2 separate regions of the Homo sapiens genome follow, and region 1 is linked to region 2. A link is a loop called in an ENCODE intact Hi-C map of the cell type or tissue named here. Cell type or tissue: psoas muscle. All regions are shown on one strand. Region 1 overlaps CDH23 (cadherin related 23). Region 2 has its middle 4.4 kb from the start of CDH23.

Region 1 (2,500 bases), 320 kb before region 2:
CCCTACTGTCTCCTACCTCTCTTGGGGAGGAAAAGGAACATTCTCTTGGCAGCATGGGTCCTTTTTGTCTATGTCTTCTCTTTCCTACCAGCTTGGGAGCTTGCAGAGAGCCAGACATTGTCCAGCCCCTCACTTTGACTCCCCAGTTCTGTGCACAGAAGTATGAGGCTTCTGTGTACAGAGTGAAGCGTGGCCCAGCCTGGGTGTGTCCCCACCCTCTGAGGCAGGAGTCTTGGTGGAAGCTGGCATAACACAGAGCCTCATCTTCCCTCAGATGACTCTAGAAAGATTTCTCTCCAAGCAGGCTCTATTGGAGAAGCCCACTGTCCCTTCCTTCCAAGTCAATCTGATCTCAAAAAGTGAGTCCGGCTTCACAAGAAACTTACCAAGAGGACCTTGGAGAAGTCATCCTGAGACGCTGCATTTCTCCCTGAGAAATGGGAGAACTCAGGGCTGCCCTATATTAACTCGCTGGCTCTAGGATTTCAGTAAGAGTAGTATTGTGTAAATAGAAACCAAGTCTTTGGGTTTAGAAAGTGGGGCAGGCCTCCTCCCTAAGGGTTTTGTTCCTTCCTCCCTTCCTGCTCAGTAACCTCTTCCTGGTTTGCTTCCCCTGGGGCCTCCCTGCAAATCCTAGGCTGGATTCAGCCTGTAGCCATCCACCTCACCAGCAGGCCCTGCTGGCCACTAGGCACTGTCTTCCTGGAGGTTGGGGTGGGGGTTGAGGCTGCCCTGAGGCCTGAAGAAGGAAAAGTCCAGGAGGGGGAGGGCTCTCAATTGGGTTTCAGGCACCAGGCCAGGGGGGTATGCTCCAAGTCCTCACAAGCTGAGGCCCTGATCGAGAGAACCCTCTACTTCCTCCTTCTGGAGCTAGCCACCACACTCTCGCAAATCCTCAGGGCTTTCTGGGCTCTCTGTGTTTCTGGGAGTCAGCTCCCTGCTCCCCAGCCCTTTCCTGCCCGCCTCCTGGTCCCGATGCAGGGAGGGGAGCATTGCCAGCCTCCCACGCTTCTGTCCCTCCCAAGCCCGGGAGCCTGCCCCAGTGGGCAGGCCCAGATTCCCTGTTTGGCTCAGCCTCCGAGTCGGAAACCCCATAGTTGGTAAAGAGACTCATTCACTCCGGGCCTCCCTCCCCACCCAGCAACTGAGGCCTCTGGGCAGAGGTGTGGGTGCACACCCAAATTGTTTTCAGGGTCCTCCCTTCTCTCCCTCTGAGCCTTGGAGCTGTTGCGCCTGCTCCCTGGGCAAAGGAGCCCTTTCTTCTTGTGCCTGTTTACTTCCCAAGAGGGGAGCCTCGGCCAAGGGCTCTGTGAAAGCAGCTCTGTTCTGGGCCTTGCTGGGCCCTGGCTCTCTTCTCAACTCCTTTCCGGGAAATTGTGACGTCTCTTTCTCCCCGCTACTCTGAAAGGCCCTTCTGGGTGGGGCGGGAGATATGCAGGGGGAGGCCAAGTCTTCCTCCTGTTTGTGGGGAGCCAGAGCCCTATCCTCAGCTCTGCAACCTGGGGGCCCACACTCCCTGGGATGGGAGAGGGCCTGGGTCCCCCTTTCCCCACAGCACCTTCCAGAGCAGCGGACCCACCCTGGGCCCCCACCTGCTTCCGCCTCTGGTGCCACTGAGCATGTGCCCTCAGGGCCGTGTGTGGCTCCGCCTCCCCCAGCCCACCACCTGCCCCAGAGGCCACGGGCCACCTGCCTGCAAGATGCTGTGGCCTTCAGGGATGTCCTCAGGGACGCTGGCCTCATAGCTGCTCTGCAGAAAGATGGGCCGGTTGTCATTCACATCCAGGACAGTGACGAACACGGTGGCTGTGCCCGTGTGTCGCTTCCCTACAGGGCCGTTGTCTGTGGGAGTTGAAGGAAGACAGGTGTTAGCAGCTGCCTGAGAGAGGGGCACACTTCCTGTGACTTTGCACACTCCCGGGCACCGGCCAGAGAGGTGCCCTGTTCCGCCCCATCTGCCCTAGCCTTTGCAAGGGGTGACTTCCTTTTTAGCTTAGGAATAACACTAACAGTATCAAATACTTAGATAACACCATGTGCCAGCCATTCTTCTAACCCATTCAGTCCTCACAGCAACCCCATGAAGCAGACACTTTACTGTCATCCCCATTTTACAGAGGAGGTAACTGAGGCACTCAAGTGGATTGAATGATGGCTCCCAAAAAAAACAGACCCATGTTAAACCCCTGGGAACCTGTGAAGATTAATTTATTTGGGAAAAGGGCCTTTGAAAATGTAATTACGTTAAGGATCTTGAGAAGTGATCATCCTGGGTGAGCTGGGTGGCCCATAAACCCAATGGCAAGTGTCCTTACAAGAGAAAGGCAGAGGGACATTTGAGACAGAGAGGAGGAGGCCACATGCAGATGGAGGCAGAGGCTGGAGTTATGCTGCCACAAGCCACCGAATGCCTAGCGACTCCAGAAACTGGGACGGTCAAGGACTGATTCTCTCTAGAGCCTTTGGAGGAAGCGTGACCCTGCCGACACCTTAATTTCTA
Region 2 (2,500 bases):
GATCAGGGCACACGGTGGAAGGTGAGACCACAGTGGGCCTGTGTGGTGTGGGCTCGAGTCACAGAAACACAGCTACTGCCAGAGACGGTGGAGTGTGAAGACACATCCCGGCTTCTTTCCCCAGCCCTCTCGTCTCCCACCTGAAGACAGTGGACCTGGGAGTTTGCGGGGTCAGCCTGCTGTGATGCAGAGCAGCACCACAGAGGGGAGGAGAGAATGGCCCTGAGGGGAACAGGCCAGCACCGCACACCGGGGACACAGATGTGAGTGACATCCATCCTGTCTTCAAGGCACTCCCAGTGGGAGAGAGGGGCAGATGAATCAGTTACAACCTAGAAAGGTAAGTGTGGCAAAGTGGACAAATGGCCCAAAGGAGAGTGGGGTGATTCATTGTCATGAAATCTTGAGTCCAGAAAGGCTGCCTGGACAAGGGGACATCAGAGCTGGCTGCAGTGAGCCGAGATTGACCAGGAGGTCACAGGCAGCAGAAGCAGAAGGGCGCTCCAGGTGGAGGAGCAGCATGTGCGGAAGCCTGGAGGCATGCACAGGGACTCTCCCCAGGCAGCCATGGGAGCTACTGGATCCCGGAGGTGAACAGCAGTCTTGCTCTTCTGCACATGAACCAGCCAAAGGCAGGAGATGGCGTTTGCAGGAGGCTCAGAGCTGGGGGGAAGAACCCAGCCTCTATTCTCTGAACCAGCATCTCAGAAATTCTAATCTCTTCATTCCAGGAGATGAATCACCTAAGTTTTCACCTTTCTGTCTTTCTGGGATTTCCATTCCTGAAACCGTATCAGGGCTGTTTCAACAACAGCTCTCGAAGTTCTCCCTAGAGCCCTTCCCTCAGGAAACATTTGCCTCCTCTCCAAGCCCCTGGGGCATCAAGGAAAGTACACCAGTGTGATAAAGAAGCACCCCTTGCCACCTTATGTGGTCCTGGACAAGTCGCTGAACCACTCTGTGCCTTGTTTCCATTTCTGAAAATGAGAGAATGGTGCCTGCCCAGCCTCCCTCCTGGGGTGGATATGAAAGCGCTTGGACAGCCACGAAGAGCCACAGAGATGCCAACTTCCCAGGACCCAGCATCATCCAAACCCCACTCCTACTGGGGGACCCCCACTGTATGAAGTAAGGGGTAAGACCAGGCCCTGCTTTAATTGCAAAAGCTAAAAAGGGAGGTCCTCATTTGTCCTGCCTTCTGCCTGCAGGGCACAGTGCATGACTAGGCAAGCCAGTCAGAAGCTCCACTCTCAACTTTGAACCTTGAGAAGGACCATAACGTTTGTAAACAGTCAAGAATCATTTTGAAGCTATGCAAAGCACCTAGCCCTGACTCCAGGACTTCTGAAGCCTGACCTGGGTTGTATTTTCAGCTGCATCCTTAGCCACCAGCCTCCTTTTGTTCCTATTTGTTGTCTGGGCCTGTCCTCCAGTCTTCTGGTTGAATCTGCCCCTGTTAACTAACTAGTGAGTTCAATTTTTGCATCAGGTAGCCAGAGTTCATTTCTGTTGCTAGCGACCATGAGAACCCTGCCTGGTACAGACCATCTGATGATTCCTCTGGTGATTGTAGTAGGGAGTGTAGAGCAGCGTAGAGTCAGCATTGTTAGAGAAATGCTACCTCCCCTTTCCCAAAATTAAAAAGAAAAGAGAAAGAAAGAAAAAAAGTGATATACAGTTCCTTCCATATCCAGGGCATCTTGCCCAGGGATCTCCAGAAGCGGCCACATCTGTACAGCGGCTTCAAGATCATGTTTAGTCCACAGCACACTTGATTTTAAGATTCTCGAAGGCAGGGACTGTGTGTTTGTTCATTTACCTAACACATGTTCCTGAAGGGCCCACAGTGTGCCAGCCTGTGGGCTGGGTGCCGAGGACACAAAGAGCAAATGACATCATTTTGGTCCTCAGAGAAGCTACAGTCCAGTTGGAGAGATAGAGACAGAAACAGTTGGGAAGCAGTAGGATGATGCCATCCTTCAGGCTGGGACTAGATTCAGCATTGACAGAGGGGACCCCGAGCAGGGTGCAATCCACTCTAACCAAGGAGATTAGGGAAGACCCCAAACTGGAGAGACCACTTAAATAGAGCCTTGAAAGACAAGGGTACATGGCAAGGTAAGACCAGCAAGGACATCTGAGGAAGCAGGGACTGTGTGTGCAAGGTCACAGGGGCAGCACACAGTTTACAGACTTCAAGTAGTGTGGCAATAGGGCTGGACCAAGCAAGGAGTGTGCTGTGCAGAGGCAGCAAGGGCTAGACCATGAAGGGGTGGGGGCCCCACGAGGAGCCCAGGTTTTTTTCAGCAAGCAATGCTGGAGGTGGAGGAGCTAGGCTTGGAGGTGCAGATACACAGTAGAAAGCATGACCAGCTGCAGGAGGAAGAGGGGACAGTGCATTGTCCCAGGGTGACCTGGGCTGACATCTTGGAGGAAGGGGCACCTCCCCTTCAATGTCTTTGCATCCCCACACACCAAATAACCAGCTGGCTTACTGGCA

The links. Hi-C counts contacts between places; a loop is a spot of excess contacts. Peaks named below come from ENCODE experiments on the same cell type or tissue, not always from the same donor. Only the 100,000 strongest peaks of a DNase experiment are listed, where the experiment ranks them.
Region 1: it touches region 2 in a loop (2.8-fold over the local background); 88 of 110 quality-filtered maps call a loop at or near these places.

The regions. Positions count from the first base shown.
Region 1 is chr10:71,712,007-71,714,506 of GRCh38, reverse strand. It overlaps CDH23 (cadherin related 23), which reads right to left. Exons shown (of 70, transcript NM_022124.6): 28 at 1,694-1,842. It overlaps C10orf105 (chromosome 10 open reading frame 105), which reads left to right. Exons shown (of 2, transcript NM_001164375.3): 2 at 1-2,500. Among named protein-coding and RNA genes, the nearest start is that of C10orf105, 6.5 kb to the left of the region's middle. In psoas muscle, no CTCF peak of the experiment used is centred here; DNase peaks (open chromatin) are centred at 1,086 and 1,661; H3K27ac peaks cover 2,120 bases.
Region 2 is chr10:71,391,261-71,393,760 of GRCh38, reverse strand. No RefSeq gene overlaps it. Among named protein-coding and RNA genes, the nearest start is that of CDH23, 4.4 kb to the left of the region's middle. In psoas muscle, no CTCF peak of the experiment used is centred here; no DNase peak of the experiment used is centred here; H3K27me3 peaks cover 328 bases.